Linked DNA regions of Homo sapiens: all the other regions are linked to region 3. A link is a loop called in an ENCODE intact Hi-C map of the cell type or tissue named here. Cell type or tissue: heart left ventricle. All regions are shown on one strand.

What was found. Hi-C counts contacts between places; a loop is a spot of excess contacts. Peaks named below come from ENCODE experiments on the same cell type or tissue, not always from the same donor. Only the 100,000 strongest peaks of a DNase experiment are listed, where the experiment ranks them.
Region 1: it touches region 3 in a loop (6-fold over the local background); 15 of 110 quality-filtered maps call a loop at or near these places.
Region 2: it touches region 3 in a loop (6-fold over the local background); 23 of 110 quality-filtered maps call a loop at or near these places.

What each region holds. Positions count from the first base shown.
Region 1 is chrX:101,754,521-101,762,520 of GRCh38, reverse strand. No RefSeq gene overlaps it. Among named protein-coding and RNA genes, the nearest start is that of ARMCX2, 99 kb to the right of the region's middle. RefSeq lists a silencer at 3,201-3,370 and an enhancer at 3,937-4,502. In heart left ventricle, a CTCF peak has its summit at 3,358 (motif pointing right); no DNase peak of the experiment used is centred here.
Region 2 is chrX:101,795,743-101,803,742 of GRCh38, reverse strand. No RefSeq gene overlaps it. Among named protein-coding and RNA genes, the nearest start is that of ZMAT1, 130 kb to the left of the region's middle. In heart left ventricle, CTCF peaks have their summits at 91 and 4,229 (motif pointing right); a DNase peak (open chromatin) is centred at 4,152; H3K4me3 peaks cover 642 bases.
Region 3 is chrX:101,613,391-101,621,390 of GRCh38, reverse strand. It overlaps ARMCX6 (armadillo repeat containing X-linked 6), which reads left to right and starts at 3,391. Exons shown (of 3, transcript NM_019007.4): 1 at 3,391-3,506; 2 at 3,807-3,888; 3 at 4,625-6,266. The coding sequence starts at 4,771. The coding sequence ends at 5,673. RefSeq lists an enhancer at 7,220-7,782. In heart left ventricle, CTCF peaks have their summits at 3,787 and 3,987 (motif pointing left); DNase peaks (open chromatin) are centred at 3,400 and 4,030; H3K4me3 peaks cover 1,748 bases; H3K27ac peaks cover 512 bases.

The sequences.
Region 1 (8,000 bases), 140 kb before region 3:
AACAAACATTTGCTGAAGTTATATTATGCACCAAACATTTCCTTAAGTTCCCTCATTTTCCCTACACAATTCTGTGGGGACAGTATCAATTGTTTCCCATTTTGCAGTGGAGAAGTTCAGGCTCACAGAGTATAAATCGATTTTCCAGAGTCACACATCTGGTAAGAGGCAGGAATGCAGTTGCATCCCTCACCCTCCCTAGAAAACCCTGAGCAGCCTCCTTCTTAGAAGATGGGCTTCCAGGGCTTGAGAAATGGTCAGATTCCACTCCCCTGCTATTGTGGACCCACAAATCTGCACTCCACAATCCCTTTGGGTGATGAAGAAGATAGAGGAGTTGAAATCCTGCCCTTTGCGCAAAGAGACCTGGGTGTAGGGCCACATGAGTTGGCAGATCCCTGAAGTGGTGAGTGGGCTCAGGCAGAAGCTCAGGCTTTAAAAGACTGGAGAGGTGATCTGCTGGATGGAAATGAACAAGAAAATCATTCTACATCGTGGTAACTTTATATCTCATCTCCTTTAATCCCAAAAACAAACATTCAAAGTAAAGATTACTATCTTCATTCTTACCTAGAGCTCAAACCACCTAGGTCATTAATATCCTAAATTACAGACCAGGTAGTCTAAGCCTGAAATTTTTCTAAAACCCAAGCTTTTCTCACTGCATCTTGTGGCCTTATGGGCTTTGAATGCTCTCTGTGTCTATCTCACATTAGACTGGCAAATTACTCCACTCTAGTGTATTCTTCAAACATTTATAATTAACCACATTGTCTTTTAATAATAAAATGAAAATTTGAAACATTTGCATTGCAAAAGCTGATAAAAAGAAATATAAAATGGGAAAAAATGATGCACGTGTATTACAGACATTGAGTTAATGTTCATAATATATAAGAAGATGAGCATATGGCTTGATGTGGTTTCAATTTATGTCTGTTGTTTCACAGACCACCTTTTACTCTCAAAAGTGTCAATTCACAAAAAAATGGAAAAATATCCCATGTTCACAGAAAAGAATAATTAATATCATTAAAGTGGCCATACTGACCAAAGCAATCTACAGATTTAACACTATTCTTAATTTTTCACAGAACTAAAAAAAAAAAAATCTGTTCTAAAACTCATATAGAACAAAGTGCCCAAATAGCCAAAGCAATCCTAAGCAAAAGGAACAATGCTGGAGTCATCACACTACCCGACTTCAAACTATACTATAAGGCTGCAGTAACCAAAATAGCATGGTACTGCTACAAAAACAGACACATAGACCATGAACCGGAATACAGAACCCAGAAATAAGACCACATACCCACAGTCATCTGATCTTTGACAAAGTTGCAATGGGGAGAGGGCTCCCTATTCAATAAATTGTGCTGGGATGCCTGGCTAGCCATATGCAGAAGAAACTGGACCCCCTACCTCTCAACATATATTAGTACAAAAATTAACTAAAAATAGATTAAAGATTTAAAAGTAAGACCTCAAATATAAGAATCTTAGGAAGACAACCTAGGAAATGCCATTCTGGACATCAGCCTTGGGAAAGTGTTTATGACTGAGTCCTCAAAAGCAATTACAACAAAAACAAAAATTGACAAATGGGACCTGATTAAATTAAAGAGCTTCTGCACCGCAAAAGAAGCTATCAGCAGAGTAAATAGACAACCTACAGAATGGGAGAAAATATTTGCAAACTATGAATCTAACAAGGCCTAATATCCAGTATCTATAAAGAACTTAAATCAACAAGCAAAAAGTAAAGGACATGAACAGACATTTCTAAAAAGAAGATATGCATGTGGCCAACAAGCATATGAAAAAATGCTCAACATTACTTATTAGAGAAATGCAAATCAAAAGCACAATGAGATACCATCTCACACCAGTTAGAGGGGCTATTATTAAAAAGTCACAAAATAGCAGATGCTGGTGAGGTTGTGAAGAAAGGGGAATGCTTATACACTGCTGGTGGAAATGTACGTTAGTTCAGCCACTGTGGAAAGCAGTTTGGAGGTTTCTCTATGAACTTAAAACAGAGCTGCCATTCAACCCAGCAATTCCATTACTGGGTATACATCCAAAGGAAAATAAATCCTTCTGCCAAAAAGACACATGCACTCATATGTTGATCACAGCACTGTTCACAATACCAAAGACATGGAACCAACCTAAATTGGGACTACTAAAGGCGGAAGTTAGGGAGGGACACAAGGGGTGAAAAACTAACTGCTGGGTACTATGCTCAGTACCTGGGTGACAGGATCCATCACACCCCAAACCTCAGCATCACACAATATACTCAGGTAACAAACTTACACATATACTCCCCGAATCTAAAATAACAGTTGAAATTATTCTTTAAGTGTCAGTTTGAACAATTAATTGTACAGTCATCTTTCATATAAAAAATTCTTTTTGACTACTAGAGGATGGATACAGAGTAACTTCTAATTTTCATAAAAAGCAATATAAATCCCCAACAAACCGATGAAAAACAACCCAAACACAATAACAAAGAAATACAAACAAAAATTTTAAGATTTCGTAAGTGGAAAAAGGAAAGGGACAGATTAACATGTTGTCTCATTGTCTTTGTTGAAGAATAGGTATAGAGTGGTGTACATCTATATCGTGTATATACATATTTAGGGCTTTTATATAAAAGTACTTACATATGCTAGTACATTATATTGGGATAGAAACATTTGTAGAATATATTAGCACACCATTAAAAATGTTTATCTTGAGAGGGTAAACAAAGCACAATTTCATTTTCCACTTACACATTTCTGCATGATTTGATATCATTAAAAGACAAATATGTATTCGTTTTGCAATTCAGAAAAGTAATCAAAATAAAAATTTTCAAAGCACAGGAAAAATTTTGTTACGATCTGATTCACACAACTGATGTTATAGAAACACTCGCTTCGAAAGGTATTCCCTATTAAGCATAAAAACCAGATTGCATACTTTATGTATAATATAATCTGTCCCATTTGTCGTTGATAATACTCTTATATGTATGAGTAAGTGTAAGTATAAAGCAAACGTGTCTAAAAGGCTATGACCCAAAATACAAAATATCCGCACAAACGCACTCACACAAAACTGATACACACTCCCTCAAGAGACACTCACACTGGCAGCTTTCTCTTGATCTGAGATAAGGGTGAAACTTCCTGCCAGAAGCTCAGAAAGCCAAGCAGCAATAGATTCTGCAGGAAGGGCTGCCTGTGCCATTCAAGCCTCCAGCAAGCCCTGTTTGGTGGGTCAAGCCAGAGGCCCCTCCCTCCTCAAATCTTTACGGAGCCTCCTCCAAGACAGTCAGAGATGTAGCTCTGCATTTGACCAACAGGTGGCAATTATCTCAATATTGTATCTTTGCTGCAATAGAAAAGTATCTATTTCTACAAGCAGAAACACTAGTAATCATTGTGACTTATTAATAGATTATGAAACAGTATGTATAATATGATCCAAAATATATTTGAAAAATGTTCATGTCTGGAAAAATATAGAAAGGGTACATTCTCTTTTATTTGCTGGTGATGACTCCCAAGTCTGCATCTCCCTTGTTCATTCATTCGTTCAATAAATAATTATTCTGAGGAACAGACACTTTCCTCTGAGCTGTGTTACTTTTTTCTACAAGACTTCCTCAGGGATGAAGTAGTGACATGGTGAAATATCTGGCTCATCTGTATGTTGAGCTCCTCTCTCTGTTTTTTGTCTGTCTCCTCTTGCCAAGCTCAGTTCTCTGATTCATGGTTTTGCTAATCTTTGTAGTCAACTTTATCAAAACAACTGTCATTGGATATAGCTGATCAGGACCCATAAGACCTTACTGAAGATTCTGTTCAATGCAAATAAAATTAACCAATATTTATTGAGATCTAATTGTGATCCAGACGTAATGAATGCTCATAAAAAATAAGCTTTCCATTGAACCCTTTCTGCCAGAACAAAGTGATAGATTTCTGGGACAGTTTTGAGCTTACAGTAGAATCCCTGTGGCCCTTTATGATCAATGCCCTCTCTGAAAAGGGAACCATTTTTATGCTTCGAGTCAGAGTTTTCCTAAGAGCACAGGAACTTCTAGGCAGGTGGAGGCAGATTTTTAAAAATAATAATATTATGCATGCACTTCTTATGTTTCATGTGCTTTCCTGTCCTCTTATTTTACTTTCTACATGTCAATGTCAGAGAATCCTTGTTCCTTTGTTCCCTTAAAAAGCAAGGTATTCATAGGAACAATGCCAGTACTTTGGTTTCTGGAGAGACCACTTAAGTCAGGAGGTCTGTCTGCCTCCCAGTAAAAGACCTAACCCAGTAATTCCGTGACAACTTTAGTTAAATCCCTTCACATCTTTCTGATCTCACCTACCTAAATTTTACCTGTCCTGCCCCTCAACCACCCAGGATTGTGCAAGAGAAAAAAATGAGCTATATATTATAATTGAGTGTTTGAGAAATCAAGTATTATATTATTATTAGGTATAATAATATATAATGTATATTAATTAATATTAATTATATTATATATTATATAATTAATATAATATAATTATATATTATATTATATTATCTTTGAGTGTAGGAAATTAATGTATGGTGAAATCACAAGGCAACTTGGAGCTAATTACTGCCAATGGCACAGGCCACGGACTCATAAGCCCCGGGGTACCAGTGCCAGTTTTATGAGAAAGATGTGAAAGTGCTTTAAAGCTCCATGAATTAAAGTTTTTAGTTATCATTTTGCCACAAAATAAACCCACAGAAGCATCATATTCAACCAGAGTTCACTCAAGTCCCCATGAAAACAAAGTATGTCCATTGCCTTAAGAGACACTATCAAGCTGCCCTCCCAATCTTATCTATGATGTCCTCCTACTCTCCAATGACAATTTTTTCTATACTCAAATGACAATGGAATCATAAGAATTACTTTATTTTGTAAAAGAGATGGGGTCTCGCTATGTTGCCCAGGCTGGCCCCAAACTCTGGGCTCAAGTGATCCTCACATCACAGCCTCCTGAGTAGCTGGGATAACAGGCACCCACCACTGCACCTGGCTATAGGGTATATTTATATCCTTCCTCACCAACATCAGACTTTTAAACAAAGACCAGGATTGCTTTTCAAAAGAGACACCCATTCCCATAAAGTCACATACCTGTGCAAAGAGATTGTTATTGATCAAGATAGTAGCAACTGGCTTCGCAACCAGTTTATGAACCCTCACAAGAACACCAAGATTATTATTTTATAGTCACAGCTAATACACTCAGGTTTTGTTTGATTCTCTCCTTAACTTTGTGTCAGGCATAATCTTAAACAATATTTCCTGTTTCTTGAACATTTCTTAATAAATATGCCCTGTATTACTTTATCTCCATATATAACATTCTGTTATATAGAATAGATGGCTTATCGTCTTATTTTTATGAATTCTTTTATTTTTAGAGGTTCCTTTCAAAAAGAGTTCCACCTCGAAGTATTTAAGGGCATCTTTGCACATTTCTGTCCACTTAACAAGAGGAAAGAGACAAAAAAGTAAAAGGCAGAATTAAATTATGAATTATAGGATGTGAAATATTTAGAGAATTCTTGACAATGACATTCAACTCACTTTTTTTACAGGTGACAAAATGGAGTCCAGAGAGGTTCGATTACTTACTCAAGATCAGACAGCTAATGAATAAGAGAGGAAAGACTAGAATCTTCCTAGAAATAAATGCATGCATTTGAGTTTTTTCACACATCAACGCAGTAAGAAAACATTACCTGGTTTAGAAATACAGGATTTACAGTTGAGGTTTTGTGATATCCTGAAAGAAACATGGCAGTCAAAAGGACACTTCTTCCTACCTCTTAACCATTTAGTGAATGTGTGGCCCAAAACAAGATACTTATCTCTCTGTGCCTTAGTCTCCTAATCTATGAAATGGAGGTGACAATTCCCCACACCAGAGTTACAAGTGATGAATAGATGTGGTAAAATATATAATAAAGGAATTACAGTGCCAAGCACACTGCAGATGCTCAGAGTTCCTTGAGTTCTCTAGTGAGCAAAACCAAAACACCAAGCTGAAATCCTGTTACAGACTAAGATGAGGCAAGTGTAAAAGAGGCACTTTCTCTCATGGAGGTACTCAAGACTGTACAGGTGCAGCATTAGCATTTGCATAATCCCAAAAGTGAATGTCTCCTTAAACTGTTTGCTCTATGTACTTTATTCGCTTCACTCTGGTTTTGGCCCTGGTTGAGAGGACTAATAATACTAACAATAGCTAAAATTTACTGAACCCTCACTGTGTGCTAGTCATCCTGCTAAGAATGTTTCATATGTTAGCTCTTTGATTCTTCCTTACCACCATGTAGAATAGGTAGTATTATTATCCCTTGGTTAGATGTAAAAAAGAAGAAAGAAGGAAAGAAAGAGAAGAAAGGAAAGAGAGAGAGAGAAGGCAGGCAGGAAGGCAGGAAGGAAAAGAAAGAAAGAAAGAAGGAAAGAAAGAGAGAGAAAGAGGAAGGAAGGAAGGAAGGAAGGAAGGAAGGAGGGAAGGAAGGAGAAAGAAGGAAAGGAAGGAAGAAAACAGAGGCTTAGAAGATTAAGTAACGTGCAAGATCACACAGTTATTGGCAAAGTTGTAATAATGGACTGTGTGTCTCCAAAATCCATGTTATTAAACACTTACAGACAGCATTATTCCATTATAGAAATGAGGTTGAAAGAACAGAAGTCACTTACCTAAGATAAGCTCAACAATTACCCAGTTGCCGGATCCTGAATCATCTGAATCTCAATGCAAATATCCCCTCAAACAGATTCATTGTTATGCTGTGTTCTTTTGTGGCATCTTGTCTTTTCAGACTCAATGGGAAACTTCTCTAGAATTAACCTAGAAAGTGAAATAAAGGGGCAGGGCGCGGTGGCTCACACCTGTAATCCCAGCACTTTGGGAGGTGGAGGCGGGCTGATCATGAGGTCATGAGATCGAGACCATCCTGGCCAACATGGTGAAACCCCCTCTCTCCTAAAAATACAAAAATTAGCTGGGCTTGGTGGCACGTGCCTGTAGTCCCAGCTACTCGGAGGCTGAGGCAGGAGAATTGCTTGAACCTGGGAGGTGGAGGTTGCAGTGAGCCGAGATCACGCCACTGCACTCCAGACTGGCAACAGAGCGAGGCTAAGTCTCAAAAAAAAAAAAAAAAAAAAAAAAAAAAAAGGAAAGGAAGTGAAATAAAGGGGGTTTGATAATTTTCGTAGTGTGTCACCTGTATCATGCACATATGATACCTATTGCATTAGTTTGTATTAACAATTGTAGTACTGAAATATGCCCCTTATGCTAAGACACAGATTGACTGGTACCTCAGATGGTGCAGGGTCCAGGCAGAAACGTTGGTGTGGCAGTTTGGGAAGGTAAGATCGGGAGAATGAACATAACATTCGTATGATTTATCCTGTGTAGGGTAAACATTACACTTTACCTCCTTTATTCTTAGTAACCACCATTCAAAGTAACTAGTATGATCTCCATTAAACAGATGAAGAATATAAGACTCATAAGTAACTTGCCTCAAGTCTAAAGGCTCGAAAGTGGCAGAGAGAGGACTCAAAACCTGCACTCTCTAAGGTCCTAGCTCTCTCCCAATTGACCTGCAGCCTCCTGGGCTTTGAATCTAATCATTCGGGAGGCTGGAATTTCCCTAGAGATGGTCCGGACAGTGGAGAATGCATTCCAGTGGCATTTTAAAATATCTTCTGTATTGTCTTCTAAATCAGAAAATCTAAATGGAGATTTATAAATACTTATTAAAAGGCAGAAATCTCAGAGTAATACCCCGGCAATAAAATGTGGAAAAAATTTCAACAAATAATAATTATAGAAATGAAAATAAAACAAAGAGATATAATATTAGGTTTAAAAATTCATAACATTGTGAATATATGATCTCATTTCTGCAAAGGAATATAAAATTATATGTGT
Region 2 (8,000 bases), 180 kb before region 3:
GGGCTTACACAGCCCTCCTTTCCCTCCTTCCCTCCTTCCTAGATCTCTTGCTAAAGTGATATCCAAGCTGCAGTTCTAGATTGGGTCAACAGATGGCATTGATTGACTTTCAATTTCAATTTTATTTTTCAATGAAAAAAATACTCATTTCACAAAATGAACAAATTGTACTTTGAATGGAGATTATGAAGAAGTATGGAAATAAAATAAAGATTCATTCCTTAACTCAGCAATTAACACATTTCATTTACTACATTAAATTTTGTAGAATATGGTTCTCAAACTTCAGCTTGCATCAGAATCACTTTGGACCTTGTGGCAAACTGGGGAGTACAGGTACCCCATAAATTTGTACAAACAACAAAGAAAGAAAAGACTGCTAGTACCAACCACAAGAGTTTCTGATTCAGTAGGTCTAGGATGGAGCCTAAGAATTAGCACTTTCTAGCAAGTTCCCAGGTGATACTGACACTGCTGGTCTGGGGACCAAACATTGAGATCCACCAATGCAGATCATAAAAACAAACACAAACAAAGCAAAATAGCACCTTATCCTTTACATAATACCTGGAGAATCACACTGTGCTGAGAATGCTGGGATCAAGGAAATGGGGTCATAGTGTGCAGTGGGACCACAGACTCAAGCAGTGGATACCACAATGTCACTCTCTGTAAAGCATGAAGGGACCAGTCACTAATCAATACAACGGCATAGAGCCCGTATGTGGACAATGTGGTGATTTCATCACATCTCCCACCCCAGGGGAGCCCTGTGGGTGAAGAATTAAGCTCCAGGCTCCCTGAGGCTCAGGGATCTAAAGTAACTGCCCAGATCTCACCTGGCCAAGCCCTGTTTCTTCCACTGCATCTCCAGACCGGGTGCTCTTTATTAGTTAAAGTACATTTTTTTAGGCTCTGCTTATTATTATTAAGGTAATCCACACTCATTTTGGACCATGTGGAAAATAGTGTCAAATACAGACAAGAAAATATATCCAGCACTCCTGCCCCTTCATGGTAAACACAATTAACATCTTGGTGTATTCTGTTATAGTATTTTTTCTCTACTTTAATATATGCCCACAAAGATAGATAGTAGCATTTCTGGAGAAGAGACATCTGTTTGGGGGGAAGTGACAGGACTGCTATCAGGACACAGTTCCTTTGACTGCAGCCTTCTGTACAGCAGATCTGTTATTAGGATTGGTTCCTCTGCACTGTTTCTTCATTCCAAGACTCAAAGGAAATCTCTTTATCTTGCACCTCTTAGAGTCTTTCTTCCCTTACAACATAAAAGACAAAGTACTAAGGACAGGAAAGCACATATGATGGTAGGAAATGGCATGAGGATTTTTCTGTTCCCTTCCAAAGCCCCTCAGGTAACTCATCCTACAATACTGGACAGTCACCATGGCTAATACATCACATTTCCCTCTGTACACTTAGGGTCCCAACTGTTCTCTCTTAGAGTTATGCATTTAGTTTCTATCACAGACATCTCTTCTGCAGAGAAGGCAAGGTGAGGCTAAGATAGTAAGCACTAAAGCCTCCCATGGGTTTCTCATTTCCCTAAAACAACTCTGAAAAGAAAGCATCATTATTTTCATTTTACTGATGATCAGCTCCAGGCTTGCCAAAGATAAACCACATATCCAGATAAGTGGCAACAATGAAATTCAGCCACCGAACATGCCCAGAGTATACCCAGCAGCTTCTATTGTAGATGTGGGCTTCTACAATGCAATGTGGGTAAGAAATGATAGTTGTAAACTTTTCTGGTATTGTGCTGAACTTTGGCATGCCCACATGGGAAAATACTTAGACAACTCCCCTTAGTGATGATGTTTGTGGAGAAGAAATCCTGTCCTAGGCTAGGAGGCATGTTGATTGGCAGTTCCTGAAGTAGCGAATAAATCAGATGAAAGTACAAGTTTTAGACATTGGGAAAGTGACATGGAGGAAGGAAATTCTTGTTTATCAAAGCTTGAGTTACATCTAAGGAATTTTATATTGTATCTCTTCTAAATATGATAATAAATTCAAGGTAGGTAATAAGGATCGCTTACGAGAAATGAGGAAAGCCAAGACTTAAGAGGCTAAGTAAGTTACCCTTAGTGCCAAGTCTGTAAAACACAGGCCAGGGACTCTAAAACCCAAGCCTTTCTCACTATGATGTCTTCCTGGGCTTTGAATGGTTTCTATCTAAAATCTTCTCATAAAGTGGCAATCTTTACACTCCTGTGAATCTTAAAAACTTTTACAATGAACTGTATTGATTTCTTCATCATTAAAATCCATGAGATTTTAACATTTAAAGTTGCATTAAAAATTGGAGGGGAAATTATCCACATATACCTCAGAAACCACTTTACATGCCAGGAACTCTCTTTAACCAGAAGAGAAACAAATGAAAATTTAAAATCTCATAGAAAATTAGAGGAATGCAATTAAACTTATGAGAAGATATCCAATAGCAATGAATACACAACTAAAAATTCAGGTACCCTTATTCTCAGCTAGGGAAGGTAAATTGCATGACAAAGTTTGCAGTCATCCCATTTTCATGAAGAATATGTGTATATACATGCTGTCTGTTCAGGCTGCTATAACAAAATGCCACAGTCTGGGTGACTTAAATGACAGACATTTATTTCTGATAGTTCTGGAGGCTGGAAAGTCCAAGACCAAGTGTCAGTAGAGTCAGCGTCTGGTGATGGCTCTTTTCATGGCTTGTAGACAGCCACTTTCTTGCTGTTTGCTCACATTACCCTTGGTGCATACTCGTGAAGAAAGAAAGAGATCTCTCTCTCTCTTCCTCTGCTTATAAGGGCGTCAATCCCATCATGAGGGTCCCACTCTCATGGTCTAATCTAAACTTAATTGTACCCCAAAGGCCCCACCTCCAAATACTATCACCTTGGAAGCTAGGGCTTCAATGCGTAAATTTGGGAGGATAGAAACATTCATCTCATAACACATGTTCACACATTGTACATCTTTATGTATTTTGTACATACATATTTCCATATATATTCTCAGGAACATTTCTTTCTATGGAGAAAAAAAATCATCTGTTGAATATGCTCTGCACCATTAACAAAGGATACCTCAGCAGAGTGAAGGAGGTAGATACAGGATTGTTTCATTTCCACATTAGCATGTCTTTTGCTCAGTTTCTTTCAATTACAAACATATATTAGTTTTGTGATTTAGGAAAGTAATTGTTATAAATTTGTGAAAAAATAAAAACTTATTATAATCTAATCTCAGGAATTTATTTTGTATAAGTCTACTGACCTGGAAAGCAATTTGCACTTAGTAATATAAATAATGTAGTATAAAAAACAAGGAGATCCTGCCATTTGCCACAACAAGGATGGACCTGGAGGTCATTATACTAAATGAAATAAGCCAGACACAGAAAGACAAATATTGCACAGTCCCACTTATGTGTCAAATGTTTTTTAAAGGTCAAATATAGAGAGAGACAAGAAAATAGCGGTTACAAGGGTTAGGGTGGGAGAAGGAAATGGGGAGATGTATACATCAAAGATACAAAGCGCAAACATGTAGGATGAACAAATCAAAAGATCTAACGTCCAATATGAGGAATATAGTAAATAATAGTGTATTGCATTCGGATTTTTGCTAAATGAGTAGATTACAGCTGTTCTTGCCAAAAGAAGGAAAATAGGAAACTCCGTGAGATGATGATGGATATGTTAATCTGTTCCACTACAGTAACCATTTTACTATATGTATCTTATAACATCATGTTGTACATCTTACAATTTATAATGAAATTAATTTTTAAAAAGGAATTCATAGTTAACGGTGAGATTTTTTTAAAAGAGCAAATTACACATTGTATTTACAATATGATTGGCCCCCCCTTATTGTTGATAATACTGCCGTGTGCATAAGTACATGTTATAAATCAACTGTGTTTAAAAGGATATAACCCAAAATACAAAATACAGACACATGCACAAACATGCGCTGATATAGTTTATCAGAGACACTCACACTGGTGGCTTTCTCTTTATTTGAGACAGGGGTGGAACTTCCTGCCAAGAACTCAGAGAGCCAGGCAGCAATAGATTAAGCAGGAAGGGCTGCCTGTGCCATTCAAGCCTCCAGCAAGCCCTGTTTGGCGGGTCAGGCCAGAGGCCCCTCCCTCTCCAGATCCTTACAGAGCCTCCTCCCAGATATTCAGAGATGTAGTTCTGGCTTTGACCAGCAGGTGGCAATTATCTCTATAGTCCACATCTGCTGCGATGGAAAAGTAACAATTTTTGCAAAGAGAGACAAAGACAATATGAAATGAATAATACAAAATATATTTGAAAAATTCATGTGGAGAGAAAAAACTTGAATGTGTATTGCTGTTTTAGTTTTTGATAATGACTTCCAAAGCTGGGTCTCTCACAATTATTCTTCCATTCTGTACGTATTTTTGGGGGGGCTGGGCACTGCCAACTCAAGTCCATTTGTCCATCCCACTCTTTTCTTTGAAGCCCAGACTCTCATTTTCAACTGCCTGCAGGACATACTCATTTGGAGAAAGACGACTGCAATTTGTTTCTACATGTGTGGAGTGAGTGTGTGTTTCTCTAATGTTAAACTGAAGAGTAAAGAATAGGCAGGATAACTCATTAAATAATAAAAAGAAATGGCACAAATAACTTTTCCTCTTCCAAACTCCAAAGGAAAGCATATGCTACAAAAAGTAACACCAAAGCTCACAAGTTACATAAATACGTGTATATTGCATGTTTTCTGTGTATATTTTCAAATAATCCTTAATATAGTTATTCCATTCATTTTACATCAAAATCCCCCGTTGATGGAATGAAGAATTCTGGAACTAACATTTCTAATATCACTTAAAGAAGTGGCATGTTTCGGATGCTTTCTTTTTATTGTTTTTACCTTTTATTTTCAGTTCAGGGTACATGTTTAGGTTTCTTATATAGGAAAATTGCATGCATGTCGCTGTGGTTTGGTGTACAGATTATTTCATCATCCAGGTAATAAGCAGTGTATCCTCTATTAGTCCATTTTCACATTGCTATAAAGAACTTCCCTGAGACTATAATTTATAAAGGAATGACGTTTAATTGACTCACAGTTACACATGGCTGGTCAGGGGGGCCTCAGGAAACTTAAAATCATGGTGGAAGATGAAGGAGATGCAAGTACCTTCTTCACCAGGTGGCAGGAAAAGAGAGAGTGTGAAGGAGAAACTTCCAAACACTTATAAAATCATCAGATCTCGTGAGAACTCACTCACGATCATGAGAACAGCATGGGGGAAACCACCCCCCATGATCCAATCACCTCCGACCAGTTCCTCCCTCAACACCTGGGGATTACAAATCAAGATGAGATTTGGGTTGGAACACAAAGCCAAACCATATCATAACCGATAGGTAGTTTTTTATCCTCACCCTCTCCACACCCTCCACCCCCCAGTAGGCCCTGGTATCTGTTGTTCCTTTCTTTATATCCATATGTACTCCATGTATAGCTCCCACTTATAAGTGAGAACATGTGATATCCGGTTTTCTATTCCTGCATTAGTTTGCTTAGGATAATGACCTCCAGCTCCACCCATGTTGCTGCAAAGGACATGATCTCATTCTTCTTTACGATTGTGTAGTATTCCATGGTGTATATATACCACATTTTCTTTATCCAATCTACCATTGATGGGCATTTAAGTTGATTCCATGTCTTTGCTACTTTGAATAGTGCTTTGCTATTGTGAATGTGTCTTTATGGTAAAACGATTTACATTCTTTTGGGTATATACCCAATAATGGAATTGCTGGGTCAAATGCTAATTCTGTTTTAAGTTCTCTGAGAAATCCACAGTATTTCTACAGTGGCTGAATTAATTTACATTACCACTAGAAGTGTATAAGTTCATTTTTCTCTACAACCTTGTCAGCACCTTTCATTTTTCGACTTTTTAATAGCCATTCTGACTGGTGTGAGATGGTATCTCACTGTGGTTTTGATTTGCATTTTTCTAATGATTCACGATGTTGAGCTTTTTTGCATATACTTGTTGGCTGTGTGTATGTCTTCTTTCGAAAAGTGTTTGTTCACTTTACTATATGTCCTTTGCCCATTTTTGAATGGGATTAGTTGGTTTTTGATTATTGGTTTAAGTTCTTTATAGATTCTGGATATTAGATATTTATGAGATGCATAGTTTGCAAGTATTTTCTCACATTCTGTGAGTTGTCTGTTTACTCTGTTGATAGTTTTTTTGCTATGCAGTAGCTCTTTAATCAGGTCCTATTTGTCAATTTTTGTTTTTGTTGAAATTGCTTCGGCATCTTCATCATGAAATATTTTCCAGGACCTATGTCCATAATGGTATTTCCTAGGTGATCTTTCAGCATCTTTACAGTTTTAAGTTTTACATTTAAGTCTTTAACCCATTTTGAGTTGATTTTTCTATATGGTGTAAGAAGGGGGTCCAGTTTCAGTCTTCTGTGTATGGCTAGCCAGTTATCTCAGCACCATTTATTCAATAGGAAGTTGTTTCCCCATTGCTTGTTTTTGTCGATTTTGTTGAATATCAGATGGTTGTAAGTGTGTGGCATTATTTCTGGGCTCTAGATTCTGTTCTCTTTTTCTATGTGCCTATTTTTGTATGCACACCATGCTGTTTTGGTTACTGTAGCCTCGTAGTATAGTTTGAAGTCAGGTAATGTGATGTCTCCAGCTTTGTTCTTTTTGCTTATGATTGCTTGGCTATTTGGCTTCTTTTATGGTTCCATATGAATTTTAAAACAGTTTTTTCTAATTCCGTGATGGGTGTCACTGGTAGCTTGAAAGGAATAGCATTGAATCTGTAAATTGCTTTGGGCAGCATGGACATTTTAACAATATTGAATCTTCCTATCCATGAGCATGGAATGTTTTTCCATTTGTTTGTGTCATCTCTGAATTCTTTTTTTTTTTTTTTTTTTAAGACGGAGTTTCGCTCTTGTTGCCCAGGCTGGAGTGCAATGGCACGATGGAGCAGTGTTTTATAATCTCTCATTGTAGAGATCTTTCACCTCTCTGGTTAGCTGTATCCCTAGGTTTTTTTTTTTTTTTTTTTTTTTTTTTTGGCTATTCTGAATGGGATTGTGTCCTCGATTTGGCTCTCAGCTTGGATGTTATTAGTACATTGAAATCTTACTGATTTTTGCATTGATTTTGTATCCTGAAACTTTGCTGAAGTTGTATATCAGATCAAGGAGCTTTTGGGCAGAGACTATGGCAGTATCACCAGACATTGTCTACAGTTCATCTGATAGTCTCCTTTTAAAAATCCTTTTAGGCATGTTTTTGCTACTTCGCAATAATTTATTTCTTTCCTTATTATTTTCCATTTATTTGTATGTATGATAATATACATGCATATATGATAATAAAGACTAATTTATTGACTATAAAAACACAGTGCTAATGAAAGGGCCGGGAACAAAGCCAAAAGGTCATGGCGAAGTTTCATCACATCTTAACAGTCACCAGTGCAGGGAACAACTTAGTGCCATAGGGACAAGCAAGCTACCACTGCCCCTTGCCTCTCCATCCCACAACCACCCATGTGCCCAAGACCTAATGATGGAAAATGGCTGGGCATAAGGCAAGGCCAACCTGAGAGATTGTGAGTATTCTCAAAAGGACAGACAGAAAGTGCAGGTGTAGACGGAGCCATGAGGATGATCAGACCAGTTATACAGAGAAACATTTGCACATCTGAGTGCATGGTGAACTTGGCAGTGCTTCAGTAGCACTGTGCTAAAAGGGAACCAAATCAGAATTCTCAGTTTACTGTTCAATGTTTAAGTTCATCTTGCCTTTCCATACAGACATTCACATCTTCACTTTAAAATAACACACAATTCTCATGTCTTCTGCTAAATCATTTCTTTTCCCAGAGCATAAAAATGGGTCATCTCAACAGCATAAGGATTTCTTTGTATTCAGCCATA
Region 3 (8,000 bases):
GAAACCTCCAGTACCCCCTGACAATTGTATTTCTGAGGGCAAATTATTCAGTTGTCACTCCTGTTGAAACAGCTTCCCTTGTGGTCTACTTATGGGGAGAGAATGCAGAGATCCCTAGGTTTGAGCATTCAGATCTGTTTATATATAAGTCTCTATGAATGGGAGTCTTTCCTTGAGGCATCCAGAGGCAATTCTTCTCAGCATACAAACAAAATCAGGATTTGGTCATGCAATACTGAGGAAGAGACCCTGAACTGTAGACGCAACCTTGGGGGAATCCTGTGGGAGAAGCCAGATGGCCTTGGCTCAAAGGACAACCTTGTGCATCACCATTTCATAACCATACCTTTCTAATGTTTAGTTAATGGTGGAAATTACAACTAAGATACTCTGTGGCATATTATGCCCCCAGCACTACCGTTATAGATAAACAAAAGGTTAATTTCCAAAGTGATAAAAGGGCTCCTGCAAATCAACAACAACATCTGAAACAGTTTAAATTTCTCCCTGGGAAAAGAAAGGAAGTGCATTTTACATTTTACTGACCCTATTGTTTTCCTCAGCAAAAGGGTGGGTATTGTGCTCAAAACAGAACAACCAAAAGCTGCCTTACTAAAATTTCAATCTTCATTAGAGAGATAAAAACCTGAAAACCGGTGGACTTATGACATCCTGAAAAGACGTCTATCAATTCCTTCTACCTAAACCCCTCGGAGATGAGCCTTGTCTTCAACATTTCCTCCTTAAGTTAACCAGGCTTGTTCTCTGTTGCTTGCAACCAAACAACCTTAAGTAAGACACAATACCAAAATTACACAATACAAAAAGTAATATAACTTTTCAAGATAACAACCTTCTATAATTTATTTTTTTCACCCTCCACAATTCCATTAGTGTCACCATTTGCTGGTCGTTTTTTGTTTCTGGGTGCTTTGTAAGTTACATATCACATGTGAACTGATTTAAGCCAAAAGTTTTGTTTTGGCAGTGGTTTCACAGTAGTTTTTTGCGGACTCAGAAACTTTTAACAGTAGTGTCTGAGGACTTCTTTAAGCATTTTCCTTTCTCACTTTTGAAAGGTATGTGAGCCTTATAACATGTCCTTAATTAAATATTTCTTGGTAGATGTATAATGGAGAGCAAAGTAGTTTTTTTTTTAATGCTAGTCTCCAGGTAGGAATTGATAGAATCGTGGATCAGAAGAACAAAGAGGTAAGAGAATTGAAAGGGTTTTTATAACCATGGGGTTTTAGGAAGTTTTAGACAGGGAGTGGATTCAAACCAGGAAAGGTCTGGCATACTGGGAGAATGGTAGTGAGAAGTTATACATCGGACTAACTGGAGAATATACCAAAAGGGTGGAGATATTTTATACTACTGAGGAGAGGTAGGAGTAAAGTTTTTGTCCTTGAAGCCTGGCTAAGTGTTGTGAAAGTGAGTTCTTATTGTAAAGCCATGTCTGTGACACCAAGTCATCTGTCTTTATTAAGCTTTACATACTCCTTAGTTTTTTCTAATGTATATATTCAAAACAAACAAAAGCCACTTATACAACTACCTAGCAGCCAAACACTGAATGATGGACTGTTGAATCTGAGAGTTCTGTTAGTAAGCCTTCATAAGTATAATTCACTTGTCTAGGGGAAGTTAATAAAGGGTCATGAAAAAAAAATGAGGTAAAGATTTAGAGAGATAAGATGTGATATTGGTGAGTTTGGACTATAAAAGGGGAAGACCAGAAAGTTGTGACATATTGACTTCTGAATATTCACCAGCAAGGCACTAGGACTCCCTGGCTTGCCTCCTGAAAGGGCCTCCTCCACACAGGAGCCCCTCACTGGGGAGCCCCTCCCTCTGGGGTGTCATATTTCAATGTTCTAAGAGGTTGCCTGGAGTGTCTATATTTAGAGTATGACTCCTCAGCAGGGACAGGTGGATGCATGAGGACTAACTTCTGCATACTTGGTCCCTGAGTTTTGGGATTATTCTGAGGGGCTTGTACTGGTGGCTCAATGAAGTTGTAATAGAAGGCAGGAAATGAAAAGTCCTCTTTTTTTCTGGCAACTGCTTGAGATCCTGTGCATTGCCCTTCCACTTGTGAGGGGAAAAAATGACACAGACATCAGGGGTGTTGCACTGATTCCCAGTCACCCACAGACCCTCACCACCATCTCCACTGGAAAATGCTGAACACTCACCACTGCTAGGGTAGCATAAAATACATGAATGGCAGACAACAGAGAGATCGCCAACAGTGTCATGATGGAAAGAAAATTACCTCTATCAAGTCTCATTTTCATCAATAGGATAACAGGAAATTCTCTAATTTCTGGAAGATTTATAGGTTGCACCACAAACTTCAGAATAGATTGTAAATAAAGCCCTGTGAATGAAAGGCAGGCTAATCTGTGGAGTCACTAATCTGTAAAGTTCATCTGAAGATGTAAGATTCATCTGAAGTTGGGGTCTGCATAAAATCTGTCCTTTGAAGCCAGAGTGAAAGTCACCCAGCAATCTTCTATGAAGATCTCAGTCATCTGACACCTAATACTATGAGTTCAGCCAGGAGAAAGAAAGGGACAATAGTTCACTTACTTAAAATGGTCAAAATTAGAACACTGACCTTCTCGGTATAGATTCATTTATCCATCAATTTATAAATCATGTTGAAAGCACAACTGGTTTTGTTTCTAAGGGTGTGTTTTTACATTTTAATATGTTGTTTGAAAGCTGCTATTTCCTGTGCAGTCCGAAGAAAATATGTTCAACTTGATACAAACTAACTTCATCAAATCAATGAGGCCTCCTATTAACTGGGAAATCTTGCTTATGTTATATATATATATATCTGTAAAAAAAAAAAAAGATTTGAATTATTTCTTCTCCAAGTGGGAAAAGCTTTATTGTTTTTTTCCGATTACAAAATAGTGTAGTTCAAGTCAATAAAAAAGAAAGGACAAAATATAACTTAAATGTTATCAAAATACTAATTAAAATCTCACCACTGCCTGGACTTCCGTTTCTGCCCCCTCACCCAATGTTGGTGTAGAGACTGAACACGGAAAAGTGTAGAAATTTAAGAAAGGGGCTGCAGAAGTTTCAGAGCCAAGGAAAGGATGAGACAATTCCCCAAGAAGTGTAAATGAAGGGTAGACTCAGGAAAAGATGCTGCCCCTTCCTAAAGATGCTGCCCCTTCCTGGAATTAGAGAAACATAAATTCAAACACCAGAAAGACAGGGCCACTTCTGGTTTCTGGTATTGTTACAGAGGAAAAAAGTGACAGGGCCCACTGTGGGGGTTGAGGGGGAGATACAAGGCAGGCTGGCGCCTGCCGCACTGCTTGTGGGAGTGGAAATTGGGGGCCAGAGCGCACTGGTGACGTGGCCGTCACGTGACCAAGAGCCGCCTAGAGCACAAGTCCTGCTAGTCGCCTCCGTCTGGGTACCAGCCCCCTATTACTCTGCAGGCGTGTGAAGAAAGAAGGAAACTAGCTCGGACCGTGCAGGTCGGTGCGAGGGTGGGCGCTGCTTGAGAGGAGGTATGGGTGGAAGAGGGCCAAGAACGCCACAGATCCGAGTTCAGGCCGATCACAGCTGGGTCCCTTTCTCGCCTACTTTCTAAATACTGCTACCCACCCCCACCCCACCCCGTGCTCATTTTAGTAGAGAGAAGTGGCGGGTTTCGGGTGGGGGTGAGGGGAGTGAATGGCGTTTCCAGAGACTCCGAGAAAAGAAAGGTTCTAGTGTCCCGGGTGCTGGTCCGTCCACCAAGCACTCCGTCCCCTCGGTCCCTTGTCTGTTTGCAGGTTTGTAGGTCTGTTGGCCTGTAGGTTTCGGCACAAGTTTCAGCGAGAGAAGGAGAAAACTGCCTTGGTTGGAACCTTGCAGGTCAGTGTGAAGGTGGGATTAGCCCAGGACCATGGGTGGGGGTGGCGGAGGAGGGGGGCTGGGATATGAGAGGGCCAGGTCCGAGTCGCCCTCTCCTGGCCCCTTCTTTCTCCACACCCACTCCCATTTCAGTGCAGGGAAAGGGGTGTGGCGGCCTTTGCTGGGGAAATGGCGGACGACAAGTGGGGCGGAGGAGGCCTGCGTCCGGAAAGTCAGTAGAGTATGAGAAATATTTTAAACTCAAGTGTCTAAAATTCACAAAAACAGAAATTGGGACCTGTGTCCTCAGTTCATCCACTACACTTTCATTTCTCCATTGCCGCCTACCTGTCTTTGCATTTGTCCTTCTGCCAGACTCTATCCTCTATCACCGTGGAGGGACCACTGACAACAGAAGACAAGGGAAAACGAAGGAATTTATCTGACTTTGGTAGAGGTTAATGAGAGAAACTGCCCTTAATCTTTGGGGGTGGAGGTCTGGTGTAGGAGACTACCTGAGAGGTACTCACACTGTCACCCTCCTAGCTATCATAGCAGAGACCCATCTCCTGCCCTTCCCTGTGGACCCAGGAAGAGAAATGGGGGCTCCTGAGGTCGATAGAGGAAGACAGAAAAGAAAAGAACAAAGAAATTGTATCCTGTTAATCTGCCTTTATCACCAACTCGAAATCCACCCTGTCTGTGAGGCACAAAGCCAAACATAGTCCCGAGCCCTAATACTCTGTTTCACCCACAGATTCATCACAAGAGAGCTACAAGAGCCTGGAAGAAGCTGAAGACTGCTACCCTCCATCCTTACTCACCCTGGACCTGAGAGACCTCTTCAATCAGGTGGAGCAAGGCCCTCTCCTGTCCTGCCCCAAGGCTGGCACAGACTTGAGCATGGGCCGGGCTCGGGAAGTGGGTTGGATGGCGGCAGGACTGATGATTGGGGCTGGTGCCTGCTACTGCGTTTACAAACTGACCATAGGAAGAGATGACAGTGAGAAGCTGGAGGAGGAGGGGGAAGAGGAGTGGGACGATGACCAGGAGCTGGATGAGGAGGAGCCTGATATTTGGTTTGATTTTGAAACTATGGCTCGGCCCTGGACTGAGGATGGGGATTGGACTGAACCTGGGGCCCCAGGTGGCACTGAGGACAGGCCCTCAGGGGGAGGCAAGGCCAACCGAGCACACCCAATAAAACAGCGGCCATTCCCCTATGAACATAAAAATACTTGGAGTGCTCAAAATTGTAAAAATGGCAGTTGTGTTCTGGACCTCTCCAAGTGTCTTTTCATTCAGGGAAAACTGTTGTTTGCCGAGCCCAAGGATGCGGGCTTTCCATTTAGCCAGGATATCAATAGCCATTTGGCCAGCCTCTCAATGGCTAGAAACACGAGCCCCACTCCAGACCCCACTGTTAGAGAGGCTTTGTGTGCCCCGGATAACTTAAATGCGAGTATTGAAAGTCAGGGCCAGATTAAGATGTACATCAATGAAGTGTGTCGGGAGACTGTGTCACGTTGCTGCAACTCATTTCTGCAGCAGGCCGGATTAAATTTGTTAATAAGCATGACAGTTATTAATAACATGCTTGCCAAGTCCGCTTCAGACTTGAAGTTTCCTTTGATATCAGAGGGAAGTGGATGTGCTAAGGTTCAGGTTTTGAAACCGCTGATGGGTTTGTCTGAAAAGCCAGTCTTGGCGGGGGAGTTAGTCGGTGCCCAGATGCTCTTCTCATTCATGTCCCTCTTTATCAGAAATGGAAACAGAGAGATTCTCCTGGAAACCCCTGCCCCATAAACGGCCCTCTCGAACACAATGGGACGGAATCCACCCACAACGCGCTTGGTTTGCAGATGTCAAAGAATCTGCAGAGGGTGCTACTGAAGATCCAGCCTTAGCCAATCACCACCTCATTGGGTGAAAGTTCCAGGGCTCAATCCAGGACCACACTCTTATTGGCCAGGCAGGGGCTCCCACAGAGCTTTGAGTAACTTCTTGGTTGTGCAGTCTGCAGGCAATGTTGGCATTGTAAATTCCTCCCTTGCAGCCTCCTTCATGTGGTGAGGGGATCACTTCAGCTGCCTGCTGTGGACAAAGAACATCAAATTACAGCATCACGAGTGCTATTGTTGCCTGTGGTGGTCTCCCTGTCCAAGCGGGACCGCTTTGCAGAGACCAGAGGCATATCGCGGCTTGAGCTGAAAATGCATTTGTTGCAGCTTAGGTTGAATTATTTTTCGTTTGCTCTTTCTTCTACACGCGCCTGATGGATAGTGAACCTATTCATCAAAAAAGTGCACTGCTCTTCTGTCTATTGTACCGACTTAACCTCTTCCACCCAAGTCCGCATCTGTGTGTATCATCAATAAAGTTGTGTGCTTTGATTGGCAGAAAAGAGTCATGGTCCTTGTCCTTGAGTTTACAGTCTGCACGGAGAGAAGGACAAAAAAAAAAGCACGGTAAACGCCAGCTGACTGGAACGTCTGCTCCGTGACAAATGCAGGCTTATCGGTGCTCACAGGAGGCAGGGATAGAGAGGGGCTGCAGTGCTCAGAATAAACTTCAAGAAGGGGCTGGAGGCGGGGGTGGGGGAAGGGGAGGGGCACAGCGGGGGAGTTCGTGGAATTAGGATGGAATGTTGAGAGGACTGAAAGAGACAACACCCGTGGAGCAGGCAGCACCGTGCCCCGGCACAGAGAAATCCCTTCTTAATGTCTTTTCCTTGACTGCCAGCCTGGAGAGAAAGGTCAGTAACCCTGGCCTTTTCGATTGTCGGCGCATCCCGACGTGGGGATGGGGACCGGGGTGGAACGGGTGGGGGCGCTCTACCACGCATCGGGGCGCATTTATTGCACAATGATGGCGATAAAGGTTGCCGCTTGCCCAGCACCTACCCTGTGTAGTTCTATCCCTCCTGCGAAGCCAGGGGGAAATCTGCTTCCAGCCCTCCTTCTCTCTTCCTTGGGATCCCCAGCGCTACTTCCTGGCAGAGTGAGAGGGTTGGCCGCTGCTCCCTTTGGAGCAACCTCCTTTCTTCCATATCCCCACTACCTGTGGTGGGACCCAGGAAGGGGACAGTGGAGCCCTCCATCAACTACCTGCGGGGGTGATAGGGCAGATGCTGAGGGCACTTGGCACGACCGTGGCCACTCCATCCATCCGGAGACACCTCCACACTCTCCATCTGAGGTGCCTGCACCTTGCCAGGAAAGGAAGAGCCCGTGGGCGCAGAAGCACTCCATGGGTCAGGGCAGCTCGTTCTGCCCCGCCCCCACCTCCAACATTACCAGATCCCGCCCAGCAGGTTTAGCCCCTGAATCAGCAAAGCCAGGTTCCCTGCATGTTTGTGATGTGTCAAGAAGTGGTCCCCTTCCCTAAAGCCATGGCAAACCCAGTAAACACATCTGCTTCCCCTTGGGCAAGGCTGCTGCCGTGCCCGGTGCCCTCTCGGTCTCCCAGGGCTGCTGCTGTGGGTCACTGTGTCCTGGGCAGCTGCGATCTCTGTGGTGCTGGGCATTCTGCTTGTTCTGTTCCACACAGAACAAAGCTTTCTTTTCTTGTCTTATTCTCCCTTCCCCCCGCAGCTTGCCTTCCAGGTGGGTTACAACTTTCCTGCTTGTACCATCTGCCCCACAGTCCATGCTGGCCAGACGGCCTGAGTGCCTGCCGGGTCCCCTGACCAACTCTGGGAAACCCTCCCACCTGGAATGGGGACCAGACCTCTTCCCAGGCCCTGGTGCCTGGGATGGCCAACAAGTGACTTGCAGTTGTTGTGACACCACATCCCCTGTCAAGGCTCACACTGCTGGGGCTTCCTTGGCTGGCTCTGGGAGCCCTGTCCCGGTTCCTAAGGGTTCCTAAGAGCTGTCAGAAGGACCACCCTTTCTCCCAAGCCAGCCGCAGTTTGGCTGGGCAATCTGATTTCAAAGGGGATTTCCCTGCAGACAGCTCCGCATGCACTTTTCCCAGTGGAGCCTGCTTCGCCAATGCTGTCTTTAGTGACACCTCATTGCTCAGTCTCTTTGAGCACAAAGGCATCCTCCTAGCCTGTGGTCCCGAATTAGCATGCACCTCCCTACTTCCCTGCACGCTACCAAGTTTCCCTTTACGTGCGCTTGTCCACC